Linked DNA regions of Homo sapiens: all the other regions are linked to region 4. Evidence: chromatin contacts called from ENCODE Hi-C or POLR2A ChIA-PET data. All regions are on one chromosome and are shown on one strand. Each heading gives the region's core, a stretch centred on a gene start or an enhancer-like site at or near the end of the contact. The rest is flanking DNA. Distances are from core to core; before and after follow the strand shown. Region 1 holds the start of NIPAL3 (NIPA like domain containing 3). Region 2 has its middle 59 kb from the start of LINC02793. Region 3 has its middle 8.4 kb from the start of MIR4425. Region 4 has its middle 18 kb from the start of CLIC4.

Evidence for each region. Hi-C counts contacts between places; a loop is a spot of excess contacts on that map. ChIA-PET counts read pairs that join two places held with the same protein, here RNA polymerase II (POLR2A). Pooled maps may share reads with other maps.
Region 1: a loop to region 4 is called in a pooled map, with 3 times the contacts of the local background. The contact joins the promoter of NIPAL3 here to the enhancer-like site in region 4. A Hi-C loop is called at or near these places in 2 of 50 pooled maps. POLR2A ChIA-PET finds 5 or more read pairs at or near these places in 4 of 52 experiments (GM10248, PC-9, WTC11 and 1 more).
Region 2: a map with no recorded cell type shows a loop between it and region 4 (2.5-fold over the local background). The contact joins two enhancer-like sites. A Hi-C loop is called at or near these places in 1 of 37 single-sample maps with no recorded cell type and 1 of 50 pooled maps. POLR2A ChIA-PET finds 5 or more read pairs at or near these places in 1 of 52 experiments (HEK293).
Region 3: a loop to region 4 is called in a pooled map, with 2.7 times the contacts of the local background. The contact joins two enhancer-like sites. A Hi-C loop is called at or near these places in 2 of 37 single-sample maps with no recorded cell type and 2 of 50 pooled maps. POLR2A ChIA-PET finds 5 or more read pairs at or near these places in 2 of 52 experiments (A673 and activated B cell).

The regions. Positions count from the first base shown.
Region 1 is chr1:24,414,424-24,418,856 of GRCh38, forward strand. NIPAL3 (NIPA like domain containing 3) reads left to right here and starts at 1,379. Exons shown (of 12, transcript NM_020448.5): 1 at 1,379-1,481. It also overlaps a transcript of STPG1 not described here. RefSeq lists an enhancer at 4,161-4,433.
Region 2 is chr1:25,097,887-25,101,905 of GRCh38, forward strand. No RefSeq gene overlaps it. Among named protein-coding and RNA genes, the nearest start is that of LINC02793, 59 kb to the left of the region's middle. Within about 2 kb of position 1,950, at least 4 of the 41 ENCODE cell types and tissues checked have a DNase peak (open chromatin) inside an H3K27ac peak, as active enhancers do.
Region 3 is chr1:25,029,781-25,034,041 of GRCh38, forward strand. No RefSeq gene overlaps it. Among named protein-coding and RNA genes, the nearest start is that of MIR4425, 8.4 kb to the left of the region's middle. RefSeq lists a silencer at 1,336-1,385 and enhancers at 2,142-2,351, 2,892-2,941, 3,942-4,001. Within about 2 kb of position 2,576, at least 10 of the 41 ENCODE cell types and tissues checked have a DNase peak (open chromatin) inside an H3K27ac peak, as active enhancers do.
Region 4 is chr1:24,725,046-24,729,489 of GRCh38, forward strand. No RefSeq gene overlaps it. Among named protein-coding and RNA genes, the nearest start is that of CLIC4, 18 kb to the right of the region's middle. RefSeq lists a silencer at 293-587. Within about 2 kb of position 2,611, at least 24 of the 41 ENCODE cell types and tissues checked have a DNase peak (open chromatin) inside an H3K27ac peak, as active enhancers do.

The sequences.
Region 1 (4,433 bases), core at 129-2,628, 310 kb before region 4:
GGAGCCCCTCTTCACACGCTTCAGGGCAGGGCGGTCTCAGCGACCTTGTCACTCCCCTGCTTAAAGTCCTCCAATGGCTCGCCTTTAAATTTAGGGTGAAATCCAAGCTTTTTTTTTTTTTTTTTTTTTTTTGACAGGGTCTTGCTCTGTCGCCCAGCTGGAGTGCAGTGGCGCGATCTCGACTCGCTGCAACCTCCGCCTCCCGAGTTCAAGCGATCCTCCCGCCTCAGCCTCCTGAGTAGCTGGGACCACGGGCGCTCGCCACCACGCCCGGCTAATTTTTAAATTTTTTTGTAGAGATGGGGTCCCACTATATTGTCCAGGCTGGTCTCAAACTCCTGGGCTTAAGTGATCCTCCTGGCCTCCCAAAGTCCTGAGATTACAGGTGTGAGCCACCGCGCCGGCCCCCAAATATGTTATTTATAAACTGTCCCTGGCCCGTCCCTCAGATCGCAGGCCCAACCACGCCCCCAGAAAAATCTCTCACCAGCCCTGCTGGCCTTCGGGCAGTTTCTACAATGCACCAACTCGTTCCTCTCCCATGTTCCCAAGGAGCTTTCTCTGCCCCACGATCTGAGACTAGAACTGCCTCTTTCTCATTGTTGATGTCTAGGCCCAAATGACATTTCTTCATACGTAAAACGGGCTTCAAGTCTCACTCATGGCTGTGACGATCTGAAAGCAAATGCGTGTATATGACAACGTGTGAGCGATGAGAAGCTTGTCATCTGTAAAACTCCATGCGCATGTTAATTATCATGGCCGTGATAATTATGTACATTATAGAAACATTAACCAAGCGCTGGGCTCGTTTCAGGACCTTCAGTATTGCTGGGAGGCTTGGTATCCGACAGGTGTTCCAGGAGGGCAGGAAAGGAGAGATATGTTTGGTCCCAAGTCTCGCGAGGGCTCTGGGGAGCGCTGGGTCTTCAAGGACGTTTTGGATTTGAATACTTGGTGAGAGCGTCGGGTAGGGGAACAGCAGGAGCAAAGCCCGGAAGGTGGCTATGAGGATAAGAAGGGAGGACACCTGGCAGGCTGCTAAAACCAGGCCCACCTGCCGGGCAGGTGGAGGCGAGCAACCACCTAAGCTCTCTGGGACAGCGGGAGAGGGGGCAGGGGAGTCGCCGCACCATTCTTCCTGTGGCCGCTAGGGGGTCCCCGCTCCAGGTGAGCGCCAAGCTCTAGCCCCAGGTCGCTCCCTTATGCTTCAAGCAAGCTTTGCAGCGCAGCCAATTGCCAGGGGCTGTCCCGCCTACTCCCCGTCCTCGCAGCCACTTGCCTGCGCGAAATGCCTGCCAACTTCTGACTGGCAGGCAGTCTGGCAAATCAAATCGCGACCTTTGAAAGCAAAACACTGCAGCATCTTGGCAGCTCTGAATTGGGAAGGGATGAAGGAGGCTGTGCCTCCGGGTTGCACGAAGAGTCCGAGTCATTTCTCAGAAGGTTTTGATAGGTGGGCCTTAGAGGAGACGCCGCCGGTGAGTAGTGATTAACACCGGGAGGAAGGGGAATTGAATTTAACCTTCGTTTTTTTCTGGAAAAAGCGAAGTCACCTAACGTCCCCTAGTGTACATACCCTTCCTTCTTACTGTCACCAGCCTCGCCAACCTGGGTCCCGTTGCCTTGGAATGTTCTTTCCAGTTTTGCATCGAGGCCAAGAGGAGCGGGGGCATGGGCTACCTTACTAAAGGTGATGCCAGGCTCTACCAAACCAGGAAGTGACATGGAGTTAACTTTGCCAGAATTTCTCCTCTTCGTGCCGAGCGGCTCGGGCTTCCTGGCGGCAGCAGATGGTGGAGTTAGCAGGTGGGATGAGGGGAGGCGTTCTTGGTCTAAGCCCGCTTCTGGAACAGAGGTGCTGTCTCCTCGAGTTGTAAGTTTCCAGCTCAGTGGGACGGGACGGAAGAATGTAACCTTCTCGTGAGCCAAAGCCGAGGAACGGGAAGCTTGGCAGGGAACTGGCGCTCACCTCCAGAAGCCAGATCGTCGGGTGGTGGGAAAGAGCGTGTTTTATTGATTTGTTCAGAAAGAGGCAAATTCGAATACAGACGCTATGAGCCACGGCTGTCTCATTTGTAAAACGTGCTCTGTGGGATTGGTGAAATCCGTCATCGAGATAAACGGGGTGGGAATGGAAGCAGAGCACCTAGTGAATTCTCATTCCTTCCTTGGGTCAGTGACCACGTGCTCTAATTGTGGGGTGGTTGACAACGCAGAGGTGACTGCTTGCCTCTCGGGCATATGTAGGTCCTGAAGAAATGCTTCGAAATCAGGAAAAGAGAGTCACCAGGTGAAAAGTATGTGTCTTATAAGGGAGTACAGCTTGCAAAGGGTTCCTCCAGGCTTTCAGTCCGGACTCCCACCCAGCTGAGGGAGAGCCTTCAATCTTTGCAGGCGATGCTTCAGAGGCCTGCGAGTTCCTGAGGCAGAGAGGGAAGCTGCTTTTTAAAAGAAAAATTAAACCACAGCAATGCCAACCACCACAAACAAAAGCAAAACCAGAAAAGCACTTGGGCAAACTACTCTGAAGGATGTTAGGAGGCCTGGGTTCCCACCACTCCCTTGATTGACATGTCGCTAAGGTCTGTTGGCTTTCTCTGACCTCCTGTGGGTGGGGCTGAGTATATCTGCTTGTTGAAGCTCTGGAGTTGTGGTTGATTAGGCCTTAGAAAGGCATTCTTGACTGCGAAGGGGCCACAGTGCACCCAGTGCTTAACCAGCCTGCATTTAGTCAGTCGGTTGGTATGTATACAAGTCACTGTCAGGCTCTGGGCTAGATCTCATTTAGTCAGTTGGTTGGTATGTATAGAAGTCACTGTCAGGCTCTGGGCTAGATCTCAGCTGGGAGCAACTGAACAGGGTATTCCGCAAACACCTCACTGGAGTTTGCGCTCCTCAACTCCATGACTGCTTCATGGTTGAATGCTTCCCGGGGCCTCTCAGAGGTAGAAAGAACCCTGAGCCACTCTTAAGGCTCTTATGATTATTACAAATGCTAAAACATTTTTACAGAAATGTAACACAATAATGCTTTTCACATGTACGTGAAAGTATAGTGAACAATTATGCTTTCCACAAGATTGCAAACACATATTCATAGGGTTTTACAGGCAGGGAAGTCTAGCTATGGGATGTGAATTACCTGATAAAGTTACCCGGTGAATGCTTACATCTCATGTCTGTATATTGGATATATAACCTCGTCTGCAGGTAGTAGCAATAATTTCATCCTGAGGCCCTCTGACAAAGTGAAACCAAGCCAAATGGTTTCTGTAGCTGTCCCTATGCTAAACCTGCATTTGTTGTATCCCAGGACTGGACATGGTGTTCCCCTTATCACATATGTATGTGCTGTCCACACCATGAACCAGAATTCCTGGGCCTAGGGCCGGATAGCAGAAGGAACTGGAAGCTACAGGATACACAGGAGGCAGCTCTCTGAAGCCTCAGGGAGTGGCAGAAATTGTTTAGCTCACAGTGAGCCCTCAGTAAATATTTGTTGGATGAATGCATGAGAGAGAAAGGAATGGACAAAATAAATAATTAAACAGGAGAGAATAAAATTAATCTTAACAGCAGCTCACATTCATGGACCATTTGCTATGCCTGCATTTTACATGTATGATTTCATCAAATTCTCATGACTGCCATGTGGAGTGGGAACATTATTATCTATATTTCACAGCTGGAGAAACTGGCTGAAAAGTTAAATGACCTGGCAAAGGTAAAACAGGTAGCACATGGCACATCAAAAGCAATTTAAAACATTTTTCTATTAAAATAAACATAGACTATGCAGTAGAATACATTTCTAAAAAATGTATAAAAAGTCCTCAAAGAAAACCCTAACACTTTTAAGCAGGGTTTTGGCCATGCCTCCTAGGACACTAGAAGTATACTTTCTCTTCTCTGTTTGGTAGCAAATTTTGAGAAGTGGCACACACCTGTAATCCTAGCACTTTGGGAGGCTGAGGCAAGTGGACTGCTTGAGCCTAAGAGTTCAAGACCAGCCTGATAACATGGCGAAACCCTGTCTCTACAAAAAAATTAGCCAGGCCTTGTGGCACGCGTCTGAGGTCCCAGCTACTTGGGAGGCTGAGGGAGGATTGCTTGAGCCCAGCTTGAGGCCATGTTTGTGCCACTGCACTCCAGCTTGGATGACAGAGTGAGATTCTGTCTCCAAAAAAAGGAAAAGTTCGGGAAGCACTGAAAATATAAGTCCGATGAAATTAGTAGGGATTCTCATCATTGCTGGGTTTATTTGAGGCCACATTATTACCCCCACTTTACAGAGGAGGCAACTGAATCTCTGAGAGGCAGAGTTACCTGGTCACACAGGTTTTCCACCTCCGAGACCAGTGTCACCTCACCTGTGTCAGGCCAATCCTCGGTAGCAGGCCAGTTCTTCTGTTTTCCATGGATGTAGCTTT
Region 2 (4,019 bases), core at 700-3,199, 370 kb after region 4:
AACCCAAAAGCCAGTGATCCTGTGGGTCTCTTGGTGAAGGAGCAGCTCAGAGACACGTTTGGGCACAGCCCGATTTTCTGGTACCACCATCCTGGTTCCATTTCCTGCTCTTGTTCTTCTAGCCTTGAATCACTGTTTCTAGCATCAGCACATCATCATCCTTTCTGGAATCAGGGTGAGTAAAATTTGGTGATAAATGTGGACAACCCAACAAAGAACATTCTCTTCCCAACTCAAATGGGGAGGGATCTGGGACTTACAGACTGCTTCAGCCCTATCAGGAGTGGGCTGTGGCAGGACTGTCACTCTCCTGCTGCCTTGTCTGGACCTGGTTTGAGCCTGGCACAACTCTGGGCTCTGTAGGGAGTACAGAGAAACCCCAACTCCAACACACACACACACACACACACACACACACACACACACAGCTCAGGGCACAGGTAGACACGGAGCCACATAGCCACAGGAGGACATCAACACACATACACTGAGTACGTACTGTAGACCAGGCGCTGAGGCACTAGCAGAATTTGGATAAGTAGAGAAGAAGGTGGCAGAAACACATAACCTGCATTTCAAGGGTAATACAAGATCTAGCTGCCTAGCTGGAGGGGGACATCTTCATTCATTCATTCGTTGTACCAATATTTATCAGGCACTCTTCTAAGGGATACAGCTGAAGAGATCTGGGGCCATAGAAAGGTGGGCTTCCACCCCAGGTGAGCACTTTAATGGGCCTGTGGAGCCCCAGCAAGTTGCTGAGCCGTGGACTGGCAGGAGCAGTGCCCAAGTCTGGGCTGCACCTGAGCAGGGCCCCAGCCAGCTCTTCCCAGTCACAGGCAGGGGCTGGCTTCACCTTGGGCTTCAGGGCAGTTCCCACCCAAAAGTGCAGCCCCTCTGCAGTGCCCTGGGCTCAGCTAAGACTGGCTCCTGGCTGTAAGAACATCGGCCTCTTCCCCTCCATTGGGGTTGAGTGGGCAGAGCGGTTGGCCTCAGCACATGATCATTCCTTGCCTATTCACTCATCATCCCAATTAGTGAGCTGGTGGGAGCTGCCCCCTCATTTCCACAATGATCTATCTGCACGTGCCTAATCCCAGGAGCTGAGCCAAGAGAAAAAGTGATAGCAAGGTCTTGAGACTTCTCTGAAGGGGCTGGGCTGGGGTGTTTTGGGGTAGAGCCACTGAAATTGACGGGTCCAGGGAGGACCTATGGAGACCCAAATTTGAAATCTGGTGCCTATGTCAGGAAACAGGACAAAAGCTGGTGGATTAATGACAGCATTTCACATCAAGGCTCACAGAGTTGAGCATTCTCAGACCAAAGAGTCCATCTTTTCTCCATACACAAGGCGAGGGGAAGCAGGGAGAAATACAAGAAAACAATCACAAACCAAAGCTGAGGCCAGCAGGGACAAGGCACCGCAGCGTGTTTTTGGCTGCTTCTTTCTTCTCTGTCTTCTCCTGGCAGAGTGCAGCTTCCCCTTTGCTGACCAGACAGCACTGACCATCGGCCTCGAGAGATCTGGACTCCTTTAGCCCAAGTCGCTTCTAGTTGCTGTTGACACATTCACCACCTGCTTCCTGCTCTGCCAGAGCCACTCCAGGGAGGGCGTGATGGGGAAGAAGAGCTCTGGTCCCTCCTGTCTGCACGCAGTCCCAGGTCAGAGACAGCTGCGGTCACAGCCTCTTCCCCTCCTCTCTCTGCATGCAGCCACCCCCTGCCTCCTGTCACTAGCTCAGCTCAAAGGGCACCTCACAAAACAAGCCCCGGTGTGCACAGGGACATACGTGCACCCAAGATGTTCACCACAGCATTGCTTTAGCAGAATTCATCAGGTCAGTACAACAAAAGATCACACATTAAACATAAGACAGTCAGAGAGTGGGAAGTTGTTTATAATACACTAAGTCAGTGGTTCACGAATTTGCAGAGCAGCAGAACAATCTGGAGGGTTTGTTAAAACACAGACCACTGGACCCCACCCCCAGAGTCTCTGAGGTTTGGGGTTGAGAGGGAAAGCAAGAATTTGCACTTCTGACAAGCTCCCGGGTGATACGGATGTTGCTGTCAAGGGTCACACTTTGAGAGCCACTACATTAAGTAATAAAGAAAATTCAAAAATATATGCAACCTGATATCATTGTGGTTATGTGTAAATAAATGATTAAGATACTGGTGGGGCACAGTGACTCACACCTGTAATCCCAGTACTTTGGGAAACTGAGGCAGATGGATCACCTGAGATCAGGAATTAAAGACCAGCCTGGTCAACATGGTGAAACCCTGTCTCTACTAAAAATATAAAAATTAGCTGGGTGTGGTGGCACACGCCTGTAGTCCCAGCTACTCTGGAGGCTGAGGCAGGAGAATCGCTTTAACCAGGGAGGTGGAGGTGGCAGTGAGCTGAGGTCACACCACTGCACTCCAGCCTGGGCGACAGAGCAAGACAATGTCTCAAAAAAAGAAAAAAAAGATACTATCAGTCACTGTCTCTGTGTAATGACATCGATTCGAGGCTTTTTATCATTTTATTTTTTTTTCTGAAAAAAAGTTGTCTGCAGTAAACACAGTTATTTTTGTAATGAGAGAAAAATATTTAGGCACTTCCTTCATGACACCTCCCCAGGCATCCCCAGAGAGAAGTAACTGCCCCTCCCATCTCCCCCTTTCTGCTGGTGTCCTGCGGAGCTCTCCCTTCTGCCTTGTGTGGGTTAAGCTGTCCCCACACCTGTCCCCATCAATAGGCAGGAAATGCCTTACACAGGAACTCTAGCTCAGGCACCTCCCTGTCCCCACACAGGGCCTGGCATAGCGCATCTTTCTCCATCCAAAGCCAGTGGGAACTCACAAAGTGGGGTGGAGGTCATAAAACGAACGTGGACTCCCCAGTCCAGTGGCCTGGGACAAGCCTGAATTCTGCCACTGCTTGGCTTTGAGCTGTTTGGTCCCAACTATGGGTTCTGGGTTCTGGAATGGCCTAGCCTGCCCCCACTGGCCACCAGCTTGGCCTTCATAGCACCCAAAACCATAGCACCACCCCAGTTGGCTCCACATCAAAGGCCCTCCCCCACCAGGAAGCATTCTGGTTACCAAAATGGTCATTGGTGATGGCACCATTGTCCAGAGAGTCCCTGCAGGCCTGGAGATGCATTCCTTCAGGCCCAAAGACATGACTAGAAAACTGCACAATTGTCCTAACTCCAACACTTACCAGTAGCATGACCCTATATAAATAAACTTGCTATCTCTGCATCTTTATTTACCCACTTGTCCCATAATAAGGTTGCATTAGAGAAGTGACACTCACACTGCCCCCTCCTCAACCTCCCCCTGACAGACATGATTAATCAATCACATTATCCTATCTCCCTGAGCCAGGAAGCAGCCTCAGAATTTTCTTAACGCTAATTTCCAAGCATAGTTCTCCAATGCAAGCAAACCTTCAAGATAAAAGTTATTAAAATTAATTAATTGATTTTTTAAAAATATAAAAGCCATTTGCCATTGCTGACCTATATTATTCCCTGTTTCCCTGAAACCTAGAACAATGCTCAGCAGAGTAGCCATAGTCAATCTTCGTTCAATGAATCTACATGGATACACACCAGCTGTCACCGGTTATTATGAAAGGGAAATCTTTGGTAGCCACCAACCATCCTGTGCAAACTCCAGACCAACTACTTCCTCCTTCCAGGATCCCTGACCATTGAGTTGGCGCCCTCTGCTGTCCGTTGGCTGGTACTGCAAAGGACTGTCCATTCTCAGCCCTAAGGAACTGTGAAAATTGAGCAGAGAACGATGCCAGCCATTGACCTCGTAGTAAACAGACCCAAACTTCCTCATCATGATGACCTCCTGGGGTGGCTTTGGATGCAGTCGGCTGCAAGCCCCGCCAGACACCATGCACGTGAGTATCATTTAGTCTCTTTGAGCTTTGTTTTATCCTCCTCCCCTCTCCTTCCTGTGTCATCCGCAGAACTGAGGGCCCTCTGTTCCAATTCTCTCACTCCACAGCT
Region 3 (4,261 bases), core at 1,326-3,825, 300 kb after region 4:
AAAACCGTAAAAGGAAAGCCAAATGCCTCCTCCAGAGCTGTCTGACAGGGTTTTGGGGAGAGATGGTCTGGGGAGGCTGCAGTCAGCAGTACAGCCCCCGGGGGCTGTCAACAAGCAAGAGAGGTCAGAGACCAGTGGCCCTGGCTGGCCTCCCTGGTTGACCCTCTTAGAATCAGAAGATACCACTTTGAGCATCTTGGGGTGCAGGTGATGAGGGGAAACAGTAACTTTGGGAGCAAGCAGTCAAGGATGAGGATTTGGGGGTCAAGAGACCTGGGAAGCCCAGCTCACCATCTAGCCTAGAGTGTGCCCTGCGGCAAGTCATTGTTCTACTGAGCCTCAGTTTCCCCATCTGCAAAGTGGGTTTCTGGAAGGCTATCATGAGGACTAAATGAGGTCATGCATATGGAACAATCAGCCAGTCCTTAGCATGCAGTAAGTGCTCAAATAAGGGTAGCTCTTGGTCATTCTTCTTCTTCTTCTTTTATTTTTTTTTTTTTCCTGAGACAGAGTCTTGCTCTGTCACCCAGGCTGGAGTGCAATGGAATGATCTCAGCTCACTGCAGCCTCCGCCTCCTGGGTTCAAGTGATTCTCCTGCCTCAGCTTCCTGAGTAGCTGAGATTACAGGTGCATGCCACCACACCTGGCTAACTTTTTTGTATTTTTACTAGAGAGAGGGTTTTGCCATGTTGGCCAGGCTGATCTTGAACTCCTGGCCTCAAGTGATCCACCCGCCTCAGCCTCCCAAAGTGCTGGGATTACAGGCATGAGCCACTGCGTCTGGCTGTTTTTCTTCTCTTCCAGTCCCCATGGTCATTAGGTAAAGCCTGGCCTTGGCACTCAGGCTGGAAGTTGGCTAGAGGGGATTTGGAACTAACCCCCTTGGTGTAAGGTGAAGAGTCTGAAATTTAGGGAGGGGAGGAGGTAAGAACAGAGTCAGACTCCTCCCTCCGCCACACCTTGCTGCTTCCAGCCCTCACTGTTCCAGAGCAGAAAGTGTGGGGTTTAGATGCTCCCGGGGACCTGAGATCCATGTCAGTCCTCCCAGTGTGTGGTTCTAACACCTTCCTCAGTGTGGGCCTCTCCCTGTCCTCCCACCCCACCCAGCCCCACCCTGGCCAGTCTCAGGACCTGTGGAAACCAGGAGGACCAACCAAGTTCTCCTTCTCACTCTCTGTCTGAGTCAACCCCACCACACCATGGAGGTGACTCAGAGGAGACAAAGCCCCAAACCACACCCCATTCACGGTTTGGAGGGGAGCCTCACTCCAGGGCTGGGTTTCCCAGGGTCTGTTCTGCCCTGCCAGACACTCTCAGGCTCCCTAGGAAGAGGAGGATGGAGACTGGAGAGATGGAGGGATGGAAGGATGGAGGCTGGAGAGATGGAGACTGGAGGGATGGAGGATGAAGGGATGGAGGCTGGAGGGATGGAGGGATGGAGGCTGGAGGAATGGAGGCTGGAGAGATGGAAGGATGGAGGCTGGAGGGATGGAGACTAGAGGGATGGAGGCTGAAAAGATGGAGGGATGGGAGGGATGGACGCTGTAAGGATAGGGGCTGGAGGGTGGAGGCTGGAGGGATAGAAGGATGGCGGGATGGGAGGAATGGAGGCTGGAGGGATGAAAGGATGGAGGCTGGAAGGATAGAGGCTGGAGAGATGGAAAGATGGAGGCTGGAGCAATACAAGGATGGAGGCTGGAGGGATGGAGGCTGGAGGGATAAAGGAGGAAAACAAAGAGCGGGAGGGGTCTGGGCACTAGGCTAGGGCCTCAGCTGCTGGGCCTGTACCATGGCAGGGAATCCATGAATCCTGGAGGCATTTTTGGCTGGTTCCAAAGTCAGACAAAGTGTGAACCTCTCTCTGCTACAACCTTGGCCAGAAAGTCTGGTGCAGAGACGATGAGACACTGGGGACCCCCACTTGTTCACATTTGTTCCGTTGCTCACTTGTTCAAAAAACACGCGTGAAGCCCCTGCTTGGAGCCAGGCACTGGGCTGGGTTCAGGGTTTCCAGATGAATCAGGCCTGCTCCCCGGGGGACTCCCAGTCGTTCAGAAGAGAGACAGACATTGAAACAAATAATTAAAGACACGAATGAAAGCCTCTGAGATAAAAATACACAAGATCGGTGAACACAGAGAGAGTCACTGAGACAAGCTTAGGGTTGACCCTAAGCTTGAACCAGAGGGAAAACTCAGACCTCCACCGAGTAGGATGGGCAGTGGGAGGCTGGGGTGCAATGATCCTGAAGGATGCTGAGGGACCCACCACTGCTCCCGTGACCTCCACCTGACGTTCCTCAGGGAAGTGACACCCCCTCCAAAATATGCAACGAGAGAGGCCCTGGGGAGACGCAGGCTTGGGTTTCAGATGTGGGCGATTCTCACACGGGCTGCAGATTCTAGGCCTTGGTCTGCAGCCCGCTCACTCCACGCCGCTGAGACTCAGTTTTCTCATCTGCCAAGTGAGAGTTCTGGATTTGGAGATGATTATTACAGCTAATATTTGCTGAACATTTACTGTGTGCCAGGCATCGCGCCAGACACTTTGCATCGGTACCTCGTTCAGCCTTCACATCCGCCCAGTGAGGTAAGTGCTATTAATAGCAGAAGCCTCTTATCCAATGAGAGCAAAACCAGTGGTTGGTTAATAGAAAAAAAAATTAATGCAGGAAATCATATGATACATAAAGTAGGCATTTTATTGAACGTAACACGTGCGCGTGTACTTTTATGAGATGATCTTCTGATGCAGGGCCAAGGCTGTCTTTGAGACTGAGGCCCCCAGCTGGTGTCCTACCTTGTTTTTCTTGCATAAAACCAACCTGTGCAGCAGCGTTTATGGCTCTCATTAGGAGTCCTTTAAAGCGGAGTGGGACCTTAGAGATGCTTGTGAAGCCATCTGAGCACAGACTCCCTAGACTCCCTCTGGATTTTTAATAATCACCCCCTCCCTCCAGTTTTAGTCTACACCTAATTCAATGAAAGTTTGTGACGGATTTTAACTATTGTCTTCCCCAGTCTTTTATGGCTGTCTTGCCCACACCTCATTTGGCAGCACTTTTTTTTTTTCTTCCGTTGACAACTCGCCTATAACTGGGCCTTTGCAAAGTCCTTTCTTGGTTTTCTGTGACACGACTCTCTTTCCCATTCACATTCTGGTCTCCCTGGTTCGGCCACTACAGCCAGCAGCTGCAGGTCTGGGAAGAAGCCTCACTGAGTCAGAGGAGCCGCCTAGGTGGGAATAGCAGCGGCCGGCCTGCCTGGAACATTCAGGAAGCTGTGGCATCTACTAGCCTCTCTTTCAAAGGACAGGGAGAGTGTTTGTTAATCCAGAGTGGGTTGAAGGGAGGTCTTGTAAGGCACTTTCTATGGTTTGATTCCCATTCTACAGGTGAGGAAACTGAGGTACATGAAGTCACTTCCCCAAGGCCACCCTAGGCTCGTCTAGCTGGGATCTGAACCCAGGCCTGCCTGGCTCCACGTTCTTCATCCTCACACCCTGCTACCTCCTTGTTGCACCAGAGGGGGTCCCTGTGCAACCCAGGTCTGGCTTTCCTGCTGGAAGGACTTAAAGGATCTCTCTTGCATGTGGAATTTGAGGTGCATTTAAACATTGTCCACACTAAGCCTGGTACGGAAGATGGCCACCGATCTTGGGGCAAGGTCTTCTCCCTTGGTCCTGTGTCTCCACGCCCAGGCCTGGTATGCAGCAGGTGCTCATGAGTGTCAGGAGCTGGACAGGAACAGTCAGGATGCCTTTTGTGTTTCTGCCAGTGTCGCGAGCACCTGCTCTGGGGCATGCACCAGGCTGGGTTCCAGGATCTAACAGGAAGGAGAAGCTGGTCCCATCACTGGCCTCAGAGGTCAGTGTCTAGCAGGGTCATTCCATGTCCCCTCGTCCAAGCCTCCTCTGGTCAGACTTCCTCTGAGGGGACAGGGGGTTGTTAAATATGCAAAGGATGTGGATTTTGGAGTCAGACACATCTGAGCTCCAATTACAGCTCTGCCACTTATTGGCTGTGCGTGTAACCTCAGACCGATGGCCACCTCTCAGCCTCGGTACAAACGACAATGCCTCATTCTAGGCCCTTGGTGGGCAGACCCCCAGCAGGGCTAGGAGTCCCTTGAGCCCCAGGGAGGAGGAAGCCCGTAGGCAGGAGGGGTTCGGCTGTGGACAGGGGACCTGGCAGTCAGCTCCCAGAAGCTTCCGACCGTTGGTGGCTGTGGAGAGCGAAGCGGTATGCAGGGGAAATGAAAA
Region 4 (4,444 bases), core at 1,361-3,860:
TGAGAAGAGGGTCAGAGGTCCCAGCACAAGCAAAGATCTGTGGGCTTCATGGGGCAGAGTAGCTGGGAGTGGAGGAGTGTGGAGACGGCCCCTTTGAAAGCAGAACTCGCTCCTCCCACCTCCATCTCGGGGCTGATAGCATAATCAGAATAGCTAACATTACTGAGTGCTCACTTCCCCGGGGTTCAATCCTCAGGACAGGTCTATCAACGGAGGGGAGGTATTGCTATTCCCCATTTTACAGATGGGGAAAGTGAGATATAGAGAGGTTAAATAATTTGCCCAAGGTCACACAGCTGAAAGGGCAGAGCTGGGCTATGACTCCAGGCAGTCTGACCCCAAAGCCAATGCTTTCAACATGCCTCTACTGCCCTCCCCAAGCCCCATCCCTGCAGGAGGAGGGCAGCCGGAAGGAGAGAGAGAAGTCCTGTTAGTCCAGTGCCATGAATCACAGCAGCTGGTGGTGGCCTCAGCAGGGAGACCCGCATCTGACAGACAAAGGCGGGAAGCTGGGTTTTGTCTCCAGCAGGCAGGGCAGGGAGATGGCCATTGTATAAGCCTGACCCCCTCCTTAGGCCTGAGAGACAGGGAAACTGATATGTAAAAGATCAAGAGCCAGAAGATCTTGCTTCGTAGGACTTGAGTTGAATCTTGAAAAAGTGAGAAAAAGAAAAATAGGCTGGGGTGAGGTGGCTCATGCCTGTAACTCCAGCACTTTGGGAGGCCGAGGTGGATGGATCACTTGAGCTCAGAAGTTCAAGACCAGCCTGGGCAACATGGCAAAACCTTGTCGTTACAAATAATACAGAAATTAGCCAAGCCTGGTGGCGCACGCCTGTAGTCCCAGCTACTCGGGAGGCTGAGGCATGAGAATCGGTTGAGCCTGGGAGGCGGAGGTTACAGTGAGCTGAGATGGCGCCATTGCACTCTGGCCTGGGTGACAGAGTGAGACTCTGTCTCAAACAACGACGACAACAACAACAACAACAACAACAGCAGACTCCAGCACTTTGGGAGGCTGAGATGGGTGGATCGCCTGAGGTCAGGAGTTCAAGACTAGCGTGGCCAACACAGTGAAACCTCGTCCGTACTAAAAATACAAAAAATTGGCCAGATGCGGTGGCTCACGCCTGTAATCCCAGCACTTTGGGAGGCCAAGGTGGGTGGATCAAGAGGTCAAGAGATCGAGACCATCCTGGTAAACATGGTGAAACCCCGTCTCTACTAAAAATACAAAAATTAGCTGGGCGTGGTGGTGCGTGCCTGTAGTCCCAGCTACTCGGGAGGCTAAGACAGGAGAATTGCTTGAACCTGGGAGGCGGAGGTTGCCGTGAGCTGAGATCACGCCACTGCACTCCAGCCTGGTGACAGAGTCAGACTTCGTCTAAAAAAAAAATAGCTGGGCTATTACAGGTGGCGGGTGCCTGTAATCCCAGCTACTAGGGAGGCTGAGGCAGGAGAATCACTTGAACCCGGGAGGCAGAGGTTGCGGTGAGCCGAGATCGCACCATTGCACTCCAGCCTGGGCAACAAGAGTGAAACTCCGTATCAAAAGAACAAAAAAACAAAACAGACTGTCTCCTGAAATCCGCAGAGTCCCCTCTTGCTATCCTTGGAATCCATCTGTGGCTCCCACCCCTTCCATTCACTGTTCTGGCTCTTTTAAGAGATTCCCCTTTCGGAGAGACCCTGGCTCCACCTGGAAGGAGCCAAGGCTGACTTGCCCCGGTGTGCTGCCAGCCAAGTGGCTGTTTCCACAGAAATGAGCACCTCCAAGCTCAGGGAACAAAACTTCAAAGATGCCCTCTGCCCGTCCTGGTTTGCACTCCCTCCCTCCAAAGTGTCCACATGAATAAGCTCTCCTCTCCCATTCAACCTGCAGGACCCCAGGCCAGGTGAGGCAGGCAGCTGCTCTTCACTCGTTCCTCCCTGCACTTCCGCACCAAGAAGAGAGGCCACACTTTTTTTTTTTTTGAAACAGGTGTGTGCCACCAAGCCCAACTAATTAAAAAAACTTTTTATTTATTTATTTGAAGAGACAGGGTCTGACCATGTTGCCCAAGCTGGTCTTGAATCCCTGGACTCAAGCAATCCTCTCACCTCAGCCTCCCAAAGTGCTGGAATTATAGGCGTGAGCCACCGCACTCAGTGAGGTCACCTTCCTTCCTTCCTTCTTTCCTTCCTCTCTCTCTCTCTCTGTCTCTTTCTTTCTTTCGATGGAGTTTTGCTCTTGTCGCCGAGGCTGGAGTGCAGTGGCGCGATCTGGACCCACTGTAACCTCCGTCCCCCCAGATTCAAGTGATTGTCCTGCCTCAGCCTCCCAAGTAGCTGGGATTATAAGGCATGCACCACCACGCCCAACTAATTTTTATATTTTTAGTAGAGACGGGGTTTTGCCAAGTTGGCCTTGAACTCCTGACCTCAGGCGATCCACCTGTGTTAGCCCCTCAAAGTGCTGGGAATACAGGTGTGAGCCATGACACCCTATACGTGTAGCTTTTTAGAAAGCATAACAGCACTCTCCCCTCCACTTTCAAAAGTGGGCCCCAGCGGCTCAGACTCCCTTGCCAGTTTCACTTTGGAAAGATGCAGTATGTGAGCAGTGCTGTCTTATTTCCCAGCTGGCCGGCCCAGGAGGCCCAGCCCCAAGGACCAGACACTGTGGGTTGGCCTCGGGGACGATGATCTAAGACAGCTGGAGTGTCTTCCTGGCTGTTAGCAAAAGAGAAACCAACTAATTCACCACAAAGTCCTTAAAAAGAGAAGTAATAGGATGAGTTCTGGCACCTCACTTAAGTCCAACAGGAGTGGGGAAATTCCCCTAAATATCACTTGGGGATCCAGCTTTTCCCTCTCTTTGAACCTCTTTGATGTTTATTTAATGTAATTAATTAACTTATTTAAATTTTTGAGACAGGGTCTCACTCTGTTGCCCAGACTGGAATGCAGTGGCACAATCACGGTTCACTGCAGCCTCGACCTCCTGGACTATAGCAATCCTCCCACCTCAGCCTCCCGAGTAGCTGGCACTACAGGTATAAGCCACCATGCCCGGCTAATTTTTTGTACTTTTAGTAGAGCCAGAGTTTCACCATGTTGCCAGGCTGGTCTCCAACTCCTGGGCTCAGGTGATCCTCTTGCCTGGCCCCCATTTATTTTAATTTGAAGTAATTTCAAACTAACAGGAAACTTGCAAAAATAATGTAAAGAACTCTTAAATACCGTTTACCCAGATTCATCAATTGTTTTGCATTTTGCCACATTTATTTTCTCTTTCTACAGAGTAGATATGAATCCATATCTACATCTATATAGAGAGAAAATAAATGTGGATACATATCTATATGTATATATGGAGATAAACTGATAGACATAGATGTGGATATACACATACATATAATTTTTTTTTTTTTAAGATACAGAGTCTCGCTCTGTCGCCCAGGCTGGAGTGTGGAGTGCAGTGGCCTGATCTCGGCTCACTGCAACCTCTGCCTCCTGGGTTCAAGCAATTCTCCTGTCTCAGCATCCCGAGTAGCTGGGAATACAGGTACATGCTGCCACGCCCGGCTAATTTTTTGTGTTTTAGTAGAGACAGGGTTTCACCGTGTTGCCAGGGCTGGTCTTAAACTCCTGAACTCAGGTAATCCGCCCACCTCAGCCTCCTAACATGCTAGGATTACAGGCGTGAGCCACCGCACCCAACCCTTTTTATTTTTATTTATTTATTTATTTTGTTTTTTTGAGATGGAGTTTCGCTCTTGTTGCCCAGGCTGGAATGCAATGGCGTGATCTTGGCTCACCGCAATCTCCACCTCCCCGGTTCAAGCGATTCTCCTGCCTCAGCCTCCTGAGTAGCTGGGATTGCAGGCATGCGCCACCACACCCAGCTAATTTTGTATTTTTAGTAGAGATGGGGTTTCTCCATATTGGTCAGGCTGGTCTTGAACGCCCTACGTCAGGTGATCTGCCCGCCTCGGCCTCCCAGAGTGTTGGGATTACAGGCGTGAGCCACCGTGCCTGGCAAGTTATCTTTCTTACAGAATGTTCTTCAACTCAGGTGAATCTGACGTCTCCTCATGAACACATTCAGCTTTGCATTCTCAGCTGGAACATTACGAAAGTGATATAGTGTGCTTTGCAGGGCGTGACTTCGGGAAGCACCTGAGGTCTGTTTGCCTGGAAAGGGTGCTGTTAATTTTGATCACCTGGCTAAGGGGTGGTCTAGTTCTGCATAAGTTACAATTTTCCTTCATGCAAGCTATGAGCAATCTGTGTGGACACTTTTAGGTCCTGTAAATGTACTGTTCCTGCTGATTCTTGTAGTGCTTATTTCTTATCAGCAGGAATTGATGCTTTGGTCCCCCTCTTACATTCTTCATCCTTGCCATCCTCCCGTGCTGTGGGGACTGGGACGGAGCCTCCCTTAGCCTGATCTATCAGCACT